Regions from separate parts of the Homo sapiens genome. Here region 1 is linked to region 2. The links are chromatin contacts, found by Hi-C in ENCODE. All regions are on one chromosome and are shown on one strand. Each heading gives the region's core, a stretch centred on a gene start or an enhancer-like site at or near the end of the contact. The rest is flanking DNA. Distances are from core to core; before and after follow the strand shown.

Evidence for each region. A loop is a pair of places that touch in the nucleus more often than their neighbours do. Pooled maps may share reads with other maps.
Region 1: a loop to region 2 is called in a pooled map, with 2.9 times the contacts of the local background. The contact joins two enhancer-like sites. A Hi-C loop is called at or near these places in 1 of 50 pooled maps.

Annotation. Positions count from the first base shown.
Region 1 is chr12:31,601,059-31,607,261 of GRCh38, reverse strand. It overlaps DENND5B-AS1 (DENND5B antisense RNA 1), which reads right to left. Exons shown (of 3, transcript NR_046909.1): 2 at 5,408-5,582. Among named protein-coding and RNA genes, the nearest start is that of DENND5B, 13 kb to the right of the region's middle. Within about 2 kb of position 3,666, at least 3 of the 41 ENCODE cell types and tissues checked have a DNase peak (open chromatin) inside an H3K27ac peak, as active enhancers do.
Region 2 is chr12:32,656,832-32,662,902 of GRCh38, reverse strand. No RefSeq gene overlaps it. Among named protein-coding and RNA genes, the nearest start is that of DNM1L, 19 kb to the left of the region's middle. Within about 2 kb of position 2,839, at least 3 of the 41 ENCODE cell types and tissues checked have a DNase peak (open chromatin) inside an H3K27ac peak, as active enhancers do.

The sequences.
Region 1 (6,203 bases), core at 2,417-4,916, 1.1 Mb after region 2:
AAGTATGTTTACTGTTTATTAAGTGGAAGTAGCTCTTCATAAAAGTCTCCATCCTCATCATCTTCATATTGAGTAGGCTGAGGAGGAGGAGGAAGAACAGGCTGTCTCAGGGGCAGCAAAGGCAGAAGAAAATTGGCATATAAGCAGACCCACACAGTTCAAACCAGTGTTGTTCAGGATCGGCTGTATAATCTACCTTAGAGAAAAAATTTCACTTTTTTTTTCTTTCTTTTTTTTTTTTTGAGACGAAGTTTCCCTCCTGTTTCCCAGGCTGGAGTGCAATGGCGTGATCTCAGCTCACTGCAACCTCTGCCTCCTGGGTTCAAGCAATTCTCCCACCTCAGCCTCCCAAGTAGCTGGGATTATAGGTGCCCACCACCACGCCTGGCTAATTTTTGTATTTTTAGTAGAGACAGGGTTTCACCACCTTGGCCAGGCTGGTCTTGAACTCCTGACCTCAGGTGATCTGCCTGCCTTGGCCTCCCAAAGTGCTGGGATTACAGGCATGAGCCACCGTACCGCACCCGGCCTTTTTTTTTCTTTTTGAGATGGGATTTTGCTGTGTTGTCAGGCTGGATTTGAACTCCTGGGCTCAAGGGATCTTCCCACCTCAGCCTTCTGAGTAGCTGGGACTACAGGTGCCTGCAAAATTTCACTTTTGAAAAATATGGGGCAAGTTCAATGGCTCATGTCTGCCGTCTGTTATTCCAGGACTTTGGTAGGCAGAGGCCGGAAGATTGTCTGAGCCCAGGAGCTGGAGACCAGCCTGGACAATATGGTGAGGTCCTGTCTCTACTTAATAATACATTTTTTAAAATTGAAAATAGAAAAAGAAAAATATGGCCAGGTGAGGTGGCTTACGCCTGTAATCCCAACACTTTGGGAGGCTGAATTTGGCAGATCACCTGAGGTCTAGAGTTTGAGACCAGTCTGGCCAACATGGTGAAACCTTGTCTCTACTAAAAATACAAAAAAAATTAGCTGGACATGGTGGCACACGCCTGTAGTCCCACTGCACTCCAGCCTGAGCAACAGAGGGAGACTCTATTTCAAAAAAAAAAAAAAAAAAGTAAAAGAAAAGTATGATTTCCCCAATTTAAATTGAGATTAGAGGTAATGCATATGTTAGCTAGATTTAGTCATTATACCATGTATATATACTTCAAAATATTGTTATACACAGTAAATACATATAATTTTATCTGTCAATTCAAAAAAAAATTAAAACTGAGATTACCCTTTTTGTGTTGGGCCATTTATTTACTAGTCAACCTGTTTGAGGAGCTTGATGTTTTTTTCAGCTTATATAGACAACAATTTCGCTGAATGATAGAGAGTTTGCTTATATATTAAGGACAGAGAAGCTAAACACAGGGACATAAAGTTATTTTATCCATCGTAAACTCTAAAGGGGAGTATAAATCTAAAGTGGTTGATTCATGCTCCTGGCTTTTTGCTACTAGATAATGCTCTCTCCTACTCTTAGGTAATAACATGCATAGCCAAAATTAAGCCTCTTATGTTGCCTTGGATTCTGTTACTTTAAATAGGCACTCACCAGATTATAATTTTGGCTCGTTTGGAGATTGCTGCAGTCTGATACTAATTTTTTTCCTCCCCCCAACCCACAAAATTACAATGGGCAAGCTAGAAGTCAGGAACAATTATTCCAACAGTACAATTAAATGGGCTTTTCTCCTGGCATTTTTCTTGCCATCTTTAATTACTGTTTGAGTCTGAAGTTAAAGGAAATAGTCACAGGAGAAGAATTCTTAAGAGAGAGAGAGGAGAATGAGTCCATACTTTTCCTCAAACAGAATAGATACTTTCCAAAACATTTTCCAAAAACTATTATGTAAGCTAACATTGCTCCTTAGAAATGATGCCTGTGGAGGGGATATAGACTTGGAGGATGATGTTTGCTTAGAAGGGAGCCATGGCAAATAAACATCCTGAAGTTTCTAAGATTTCAAGCCTAATTCAATAATGGGATTATGGCTAAATTGCTAAACTTAAAATAATTGCCTTATGAACAGTCACATTGATTATGACTAAAAAGGACAGAGGATTTGTGTTCTATTTTTAGAGTAGATATACGGCCTTTGTTGGGGAGGCTGAGGGATGCATTTAATCAATCAATCTTCTGAAAGTATAAACTGTGTGATGTGTGGATGTGAGGTGAGAGAAAACAGCTCCCTACCTCCGGAAGCTCTTAGCTGCACAAGTAGGGAAGAAAACATTAATGTTATTGTCTGAATGTTTGTGTCTTCCCCAAATTCACATGTTGAAATCCTAACCCCCAATGTGAGGCGTTGGGAGGTAGAGCCTTTGGGAGATGATTAGGTCATGAAGGCGGGTACCTTATCAGTGGGATTAGTGCCTTTATAAAAGAGACCCCAGGAGAACTAGTTCTTTTCTTTTTACCACCTGAGGACACAGTGAGAAGGTGCCATCTATCATCCAGGAAACTAGCCTTCACCAGACAATGAATTTGCTGGTACCTTGGACTACCCAGCCTCCAGACTGCAGTAAATAAATTTCTGTTGTTTATAAGCCACTCAGTTTATGGCATTTTGTCACAGCAGGCCAAACAGACTAAAACAATTAATACACTTAGAATAATATTGCAATACTAAAAGGTGTGGGACCAGTTACAAGTGCCTCTGAATTCAAAGTGGGAAAGAATAGATGAGTGAGATTTCTGTGATTTAAAAGAGGTGTTAGAAATTGCATGTGAAGGCCAGGCTCCATAGCTCATGCCTATAATCCCAACACTTCACAAGGCTGAGGTGGGCAGATCATTTAAGTCTGGGAGTTCAAGACCAGCATGAGCAACACAGCAAAACTCAGTCTCTACAAACAAACAAACAAACAAACAAACAAAGAAACATTAGCCAAGTGTGCTGGTATATGCCTGTGATCCAGCTACTTGGGAGGCTGAGTGGGAGGATCACTTGAACCTGGGAGGTGGAGGCTTCAGTGAGCCATGATTGTGCCTGTACTCTAGCCTAGATGACGGAGTGAGACCTAATCTCAAAAAAAAAAAAAAAAAAAAAGAACAAGAGAAATTGTATGTAGCAGGGGGCATGGTGGCAGGCACCCATAATCCTAGCTACATGGGAGGTTGAGGCAGGAGAATCACTTGAGCTCGGGAAGTGGAGGTTGCAGTGAGCTGAGATCGCACCACTACACTCCAGCCTGGGTGACAGAGTGAGACTCCATCTCAAAAAAAAAAAAAAAAAGAAAAGAAAAAAGAAAAAGAGAGCGAGAGAGAGAAATCACATGTGAAGTCTGTAACAGAGAACTCAGGTTCAAAGTCTGGCATGTGGCCAGAGTTTAAAGATGCTGGATCCAAAATATACTCAGATCAAGACTGATAGTGTTATTCCGTTGGCTACTGGAGTGTTTTCAACCTTAAGGTTTTTAGATGGAATTGAGAAAGATTACAAATTTGTAACATAAAATCAAGTTAATCACTGAGTAGCCAAATTGGTTTTTTTGATGATTGAAAATTATGCAAACTTTGTTTCATTTCTCTTTTTTTACTTTTTTTTTTAAGAAACAAAGTCTCTGTTCTGTCACTCAGGCTGGAGTGCAGTGGTGCGATCATAGCTCACTTCCACCTGCAACTCTGGGCTGAAGCAATCCTCCCACCTCAGTCTCCCTGGTAGCTGGGGTTATAGGCACATGCCATCACACCTGGCTAATCCTTTCAATTTCATAGTTATTTATACTCTTCAGACTATTTTGAATGTATATATGTACAGCATTATATATCTCTAGGATTTTATTCATTGATATATCCCTGGAACATTACCTGGCATATAGTAGGCATTATAAGAATTGTTGAGTAATTAATGAATGTTCATGCATCCATGTATACATATGCATATATGTATAGTTATTCAAATTAGTCTCACTAATAAGTCATTATAATAGTTACAAATTTGAGTGATTTATATAAGAATAGCCATGATTCACAATGCTGATCATCTTTTCTCACAGAAACACACACGGACTTAAGAAAGAAAGGCTTTGAATTACAAAAAGCAATAGATGCCTGTTGTCAATTTTTAACAATATAGAAATATGAAAAATAACAAATGGAAGCTGTTCAGATGTTTTCATGCACAAACATGTATACAGTTTATTTTTAACACAAAAATAGGAACTATATATTTTTCTTTTCTTGCTTTTTTTTTTTTTGAGATGGAGTCTCATTCTGTTGCCCAGGCTGGAGTGCAGTGTCACGATCTCAGCTCACTGCAACCCTCCATCTCCCAGATTCAAGTGATTCTTCTGACTCAGCCTCCCAAGTAGCTGGGACTATAAGTGCGCACCACCAAGCCTGGCTAATTTTTTGTAATTTTAATAGAGACGAGGTTTCACCATATTGGCCAGGCTGGTCTTGAACTCCTGACCTCAAGTGATCCGCCCACCTCAGCCTCCCAAAGTGTTGGGATTATGGGTGTGAGCCACCACACCCAGCTGTCTTTTCTTGCCTTTTATATTCAGCCATATATTAGATATTTTTTCCATCAGTGTAACCTCATTCTTAGCATGCATTGTATCAGATATACCAGAATCTATTTAACCACTTCATTTTTTGTCTTTTTTATTTTTATTTAAAATTTTTTTTTATATTTTTTACTTTTTATTTTTAATATAGGCAGAGTTCCATCATGTTGCCCAGACTGGTCTTGAACTCCTAGGCTCAAAGGAACCTCCTGCCTCCCAGAGTGCTGGGATTACAGATGTGAGCCACCACACCCAGCTAACTGCTTCCTATTTCCTATTGGTAGGAATAAGATTGTTTCCACTTTTAAATATAATGAGCAATGTTTCAGGGGACGTTGTACACATATTCTTTACTTGCATATTTCTGTAGGAGAAAGTCTGAGATGCAGAATTGATGAATCAGAGGGTATGAGTATTCTAACTTTTGATAGAAAATCTGCATTTTAATTTCTACTCATATACTCTTGATTTTGGTTTGATGGAAGGAACCCAGCCAACCCAGGAAAATACCTTCTGCAGAAGGCTGCTAAAATTTCTTCCTCATCTTGGGCCAGGCGCAGTGGCTCATGCCTGTAATCCCAGCACTTTGGGAGGCCGAGGTGGTTAGATCACAAAGTCAGGAGTTCAAGACCAGCCTGGCCAAGATGGTGAAACCTCGTCTCTATTAAAAACACGAAAATTAGCTGGGCGTGGTGGCACACGCCTGTAATCCCAGCTGCTCAGGAGGCTGAGGCAGGAGAATCGCTTGAACCCGGGAGGCAGAGGTTGCAGTGAGCCGAGATTGCGCCACTGCACTCCAGCCTGGGTGACACAGCGAGACTCTCCTTCTCAAAAAAAAAAAAAAAAGATTTCTTTCTCATCTTATGGGCTGATTTCCAGGAAAGCCTACCTTAGCTGCCTGAAGCTCTAGTGCAGATCACTGTCACATCCTTAAGAAGAGCTAGTTCTGGCCGGTCGCGGAGGCTCACGCCTGTAATCCCAGCGCTTTGCGAGGCCGAGGTGGGCAGATCACGAGGTTAGAAGATTGAGACCATCCTGGCTAATACGGTGAAACCCCGTCTGTACTGAAAATACAAAAAAAAAAAAAAAAAAAAAAAAAAATTAGCCGCGCCTGGTGGCGGGCGCCTGTAGTCCCAGCAACTCAGAAGGCTGAGGCAGGAGAATGGCGTGAACTCGGGAGGCAGAACTTGCAGTGAGCCGAGATCGCGCCACTGCACTCCAGCCTGGACAACAGACCGAGCCTCCGTCCCCCCAAAAAAAAGAAAAGAAGAAAGAAGAGCTAGTTCTGGGGCTTTTTCTAGAATATGGAATTATATTTCTTTCCTTTCAGTTTTTTTTTTTTTTTTTTTGGAGGCGGAGTCTCGCTTAGTCGCCCAGGCTGGAGTGCAGTGGCGCGATCTCAGCTCACTGGAAGCTCCGCCTCCCAGGTTCATGCCATTCTCCTGCCTCAGCCTCCCGAGTAGCTGGGACTACAGGCATGCGCCACTACGCCCGGCTAATTTTTTGCATTTTTAGTAGAGACGGGGTTTCACCGTGTTAGCCAGGATGGTCTCGATCTCCTGACCTCGTGATCTGCCCACCTCGGCCTTCCAAAGTGCTAGGATTGCAGGTGTGAGCCACCGCGCCTGGCCTCCTTTTAGATTCATAAGGTTTTTTTTTTTTTTTAACTGGACGGGATCTTAGAG
Region 2 (6,071 bases), core at 1,590-4,089:
GATAGAAGCACTTAGCACCTTGTTTGGGTCTTTGAATGGAGCATGCATCAGCTACTTCCCTCTTTCCTTCCCAGCTCGCCACTGCACAGATGAGGTGTGTTTAAACTCCAGTATAGGAGTATTGAAGAGAGGTTTTGAAGTCAGAACACTTGTGTCCTTTTTTCACTGTTAAATCTTTTAAAGTCCCTTCTACAGGGTCAGCCTTACCCAACAGCTCACAAGGAATATGAGATGTAATGAAATAGTGATAAAATATATTCAGATTTGAATGTTAATCACTCAATCATTTACACAAAACAAAACCAAAACACCCCACAGGGGACTACTTTCTTTAAGGCACACATTTTCTTAGTTTCTTTAGTTATCAAATAGTAACTAACATCAGTTATATTTCCCTGTTGTATTTACAAGTTCAATAAGAACACTAATCATAATAACATGTTGTGGGGATGGGGAGTGGTTACTGGAGGCTCTTTTTTTTTTTTTTTTTTTTTTCTTGAGACGGAATCTCGCTCTGTCACCCAGGCTAGAGTGCATGGTGCCATCTTGGCTCACTGCAACCTCCGCCTCCCAGGTTCAAGTGATTCTCCTGCCTCAGCCTCCTGAGTACCTGGGATTACAGGCATGTGCCACCACGCCCGGCTAAGTTTTGTATTTTTAGTAGAGACGGGGTTTCACCATGTTGGTCAGGCTGGTCTCAAACTCCTGACTTCATGATCCGCCTGCCTCAGCCTCCCAAAGTGCTGGGATTACAGGCGTGAGCCACCGCGCCTGGCCTGGAGGCTCTTAATCATGGCCCAAGGGAATGGCAAAGCTGAGGAAATACCTTAAGGAGTTGTTAGACAGCGAAGGGAGGAGGAGCAGGACGATGGCATCAGGAGCTGGTCCCTCCTGATGCTAACAGAGGAAAGGCTCCATTTGCTCAGTGCGTTGACCTGACTCAGGGCAAACTGACTCTGCACAATTGCAATTCATGTGGCAGGTGCAGCTTGCCCAGTGGCCGAGGTCACTCCTACAGCGGCCCAGGCATCAGGCCCTGGTGTTAGCTATTTATAGTTACACCTTCTACGTGGTGTCCCAGGAGCATTTCCTAGATGAGCTGGAAGATGAGGCCAAAGCTGTCTGAACCCAAGCTCTGGCAAGGGCGTCAGCACCTCAATCTGGATGGGCATTGCACATCTCTGACCTGCTGCAGCCCCTTCATATGGTGGATGACGCCCCACAACCCTGTAGAAATTGAAGCCTGCTCATAACATCACTGGCCTTCTTACCAACCTTGAGCCATGACAGAGCCCAGGAAGCCAGGAACTCACACATTTGGCCACTATCAAGGGAACATTGCCCTCCTCACACTCACTGCGTGCAGTGATTGAGCCCTTCTTGTAGTTTGTCTTCTTGTTTGAAGGATGTACAACCTAATCTTAGTTTTTCCCAAAGTTTCTGACTTTGTGATACACCCTCTTCACTTCCCAGTGGCACAACTGTTATGGGGGTAGGTGTGGCAGCTCTGAGCAGTGTTGGAGTCAAAAGTGGGAAAGATAGGGTCAAGTTAAGAATAATAAACTTGACTGGGCGCGGTGGCTCATGCCTGTAATCCCAGCACTTTGGGAGGCCGAGGCGGGCGGATCACCTGAGGTCAGGAGTTTGAGACCAGCCTGGCCAGCGTGGCAAAACCCGGTCTCTACTAAAAATACAAAAATTAGCCGGGCACGGTGGCGGGTGCCTATATTCCCAGCTACTCAGGAGGCTGAGGCTGGAGAATTGCTTGAACCTGGGAGACGGATGTTGCAGTGAGCCGAGATCGCGCCACTGCACTCCAGCCTGGGTGACAGAGTGAGACTCCGTCTCAAAAAAAAAAAAAAGAATGAACTTGACTCACCCCCGCCCCCGCCAAAAAAGATGTTAAATTACACTAGAGAAATAGAGATGGCTCTGGAAAAGTTTAGCAATCATGGTGCAAGGCCACTTAAGGACAGGGATTTTCAAACAGCAGATCACGCACCATGTTCCCAGTCCACTGGTATTGAGGCTATTTTTATCTCTCCGTGAGTTCCCAGATTTCATACTAGAGATAAGGCATCACTTTGCTCCAGGGACCTTATTACTAAAGATTCACCCACTACATACTAAGAATCTAAGGCAGTTACTCAGGGCCCAGGAAACTTTCTGGTCAGATGCCATCATCGTTCCACTTGGACCTGAGGGAAGCAGAGCACTGGACAGGGGGACAGGAGAAAAGAAGACAGGGTTGCAGAGAAAGTCACAGCTGACAATCTTGGCTGTCCTCCATCCCTGTCTGAGGAGTGGCGGGAGTGGGGGAATGGGTAGCCAGAGAAGTGGAGGCTCTGGAGCGGGGCTTCCCAACCTCGGCACCATTGACATTTTGGGCCAGATCATTGTTTGGGGGGCTGTACTGTGCCTCCTGGGATGTTTAGCAGCTTCCCTGGCCTCTACCCACAAGATGCTAGTAACACTACCTCCCCATCACCACTCCGTTTGTGACAAACAAAAATGTCTCCAGACTTTGCCACATGTCCCCAGGTGGGGAAGAAAGGGGAGGTAGGAAACCAGGTTGGGAACCACACTGCTCTGTCGTGTGAGAAGGCAAAGAACGGGAATACGACCTGGCCAGCTCCCAATTTCCTTTCTCCTTTATAAACATTTGGCTGTTTTAGAAAGCCTTTTTATGGATCTCTTAATTCCTTTCTCTTTTCCAGCCAGATAGCTATCTTTGCTTTCAGTCTAGACAGCCCACAACAGGCTGAGGCTTACCTGAGAGCCTCTCAGTGAAGCCTGTGGAGCTGGGTGGACAGCAGGAGGGTGTGCTGTCACAGGGAGCAGGCAGAGCACTGAAGTCTTGGCTGCACAGGGCTGTGGTACTGCGCCTGAGTGCAACCCTTAAGACTAATGGCCTTTCCTCAACTTTATCACAATGGTTCATAAAAATGGGGACCAGGGGCCGGGTGTGGTGGCTCACACCTGTAATCCCAGCACTTTGGGAGGCCAAGGTGGGTGGATCACCTGAGGTCAGTAGTTCGAGACCAGCCCAGCTAACATGGCGAAACCCTGTCTCTACTAAAAATACAAAAATTAGCAGGGCATGGTGGCACAGCCCTGTAGTTGCAGCTACTCGGGAGGCTGAGGCAGGAGAATTGCTTGAATCCGGGAGGCAGAGGTTGCAGTGAGCCGAGATCATGCCACTCAGCCTTGGTGACACAGCAAGACTCATCTCAATAATAAATAAATAAATAAATAAATAAATAAATAAATAAATAATTTTTAAAAATGGGGATGAGGGACAGGCAAAAAAATGGAATGAGTGAGAATCACTTGGGAGAAAATTATACACCCAAGCCCACCTGCCAGCATGCAGCCTCAGGCATATCAAATCCACAGGGCAGCAGGATGTGGGACAGATGTGTGTATTTCCGAAACACAGCTCACATGATTCTCAGATGTTGCTTCCTCCCACCCTCTCCTTCGAGTTGAATCACCTGCCAAAGGGGTTTTCTATGACATCTGCCCTTTATCACAGATGGAACTCTCAGTAACAAGTCAAAGATGTTTCTTGATGCATTATTTACAATGCTTACACTGAAAAACTGTGATGGAATATGAATGAAATTATTTCTATAAAGTTCCTAGAATAGTGGCTAGCAGATACTAAACCCTCAGGTTTTGGCTGTTACTGTGAAAACTGTTTTGGAAGGAGGGGAAGTGCTTAGGGTACAATTTAAATAAAACTAATAGGACCTCAGACTACAAACAGTGGATCTCTATTTTATTTTATTATTATTATTTTTTGAGACGGAGTCTCTCTTTGTTGCCCAGGCAGGGCAGTGGCACAATCTCCGTTCACTGCAGCCTCTGCCTCCCGGGTTCAAGTGATTCTTGTGCCTCAGCCTCTGGAGTAGCTGGGATTACAGGTGCCCACCACCATGCCTGGCTAATTTTTATATTTTTAGTAGAGACAGGGTTTCACCTTGTTGGCCAGGCTGGTCTTGAACTCCTGACCTCAGGTGATGCACCCGCCTTGGCGTCCCAAACTGCTGGGATTACAGGCGTGAGCTATGGCGCCCGGCCCGGATCTCTATTTTATTTTATTTTTTTGAGACGGAGTCTTGCTTTGTCGTCCAGTCGGGAGTACAATGGCGCGATCTCGGCTCACTGCCACCTCCGCCCCTTCAGGTTTAAGCAGTTCTCTGCCTCAGCCTCCCGAGTAGCTGGGATTACAGGCGCCCGCCACCATGCCCGGCTAATTTTTTGTATTTTTAGTAGAGACGGGGTTTCACCATCTTGGCCAGGCTGGTCTTGAACTCCTGACCTCCTGACCTGCCTTAGGCCTCCCAAAGTGCTGAGATTACAGGCGTGAGCCACCGCGCCCGGCCAGATCTCTATTTTATAAAGAGACACCTAGCCGGGCGCGGTGGCTCACGCCTGTAATCCCAGCACTTTGGGAGGCCGAGGCGGGCAGATCACGAGATCAGATCGAGACCGTCCTGGCTAAAACGGTGAAACCCCGTCTCTACTAAAAATACAAAAATTAGCGAGGCGTGGTGGAGGGCGCCTGTAGTCCCAGCTACTAGGGAGGCTGAGGCAGGAGAATCGCTTGAACCCGGGAGGCGGAGCTTACAGTGGGCCGAGATCGCGCCACTGCACTCCAGCCTGGGCTACAGAGCGAGACTCTGTCTCAAAAAAAAAAAAAAAAAAAAAAAAGAGAGAGAGAGAGACACCTATATAACACCTATATATGGGGGATCCCAGGTCAAGATTGAGCTGTGACAGTAGTCTATCCCTTGGATTCGGTCGTGAGTTCTATTGTGGATAAGGTTGGAGAAATTTGCTTTGATTTTTTTTTTTTTTTTTTTTTTTTTTTAAGAAAAGGAGAATAACAGAATCAAGGAGCAAGGGCAACTTGACCATGGGGCGGCCGCATTGTAGACTGTTCTTCCCAGCAGAGCAGGATAAGGGGGGCTGGCCGGGGAGCTGCCGGTGTTGCCATCCTGTAAGGGATGCTAAAGTATCAATGAGCACTTAGGCATCTCTGAAACCATAGTGATATGGAGAAAGTTGTGTTTGCCGGAACTCCTGCAGAGCACAGAATGTGGTTAGTCACTTATCATAGTTTGAAACCCTTAGAGGGCACTCTTGAGCAACAATAAATGATCCCTAAACAGCTTTCCAGTGAAACCTGTTCCAGCTGATTCCACGTCCTTTTACTTGATGAGTAGTAAATATACACAACTCTCTCCCCAAAACTGAAGAGCGCAGATACAATGGAAAGATTGCCAGCTCTCCCCCAGAAGTCTGACTATTTTGTTCATCCCTCCGTGCTCTAAATACATGTTGAGGCCAGGTGCAGTGGCTCATGCCTGTAATCCCAGCACTTTGGGAGGCCAAGGTAGGAGGATCACTTGAGCCCAGAAGGTTGAGGCTGCAGTGAGCCGTTTGTGCCACTGGGTGACAGAGACCCTGTCTCAAAAACAAATAAAAAAACCCAATAAAATAAATTCATGTTGAGCAACTATTTCAAGAATATTGATTTTAAAGGGTGCCTAGATATTACTTTACCTGGGAGCCTACATGTCCCATCTGTTCCTGATCTCAGGCTGGCCCCATGGCCCACATCACAGCCCCATAAACAGTGAGTTGTTGGCAGAAGCTGAAGGAATTATGTGTTGTGTTTGGTTGTTATGTTGTCCAAGGAATCTGTTGAGCCCAAAGACCTAAGCAACACACACAGTATAACTGGGGCTCAGGTAACAAATAGTAATGCGAAGTGTGGGAGCTGGGGATCTCTCTTCTGTGTGGAGCCCAGCTCCACTGCCAGATAATACACCAAAGCTGAGAGGAAGGGTGGACCTGGCCCTTGGTTACCACTACTGGCAAACTATCCTAGGTGGCCAACTGCTACTAGTGGGCTGGTGCTATCATTTTGTTAGATGGATAAAGTGGATATTGGTGGTTCCTTAATAACAATGTATTTCTTCTTAAACTTTAAATTTTTAGATGGAAAAAATGGAAAAGACAGAGAAGAAAAATTAAGAAAAAAAACAGCTAGGCTTTTATTT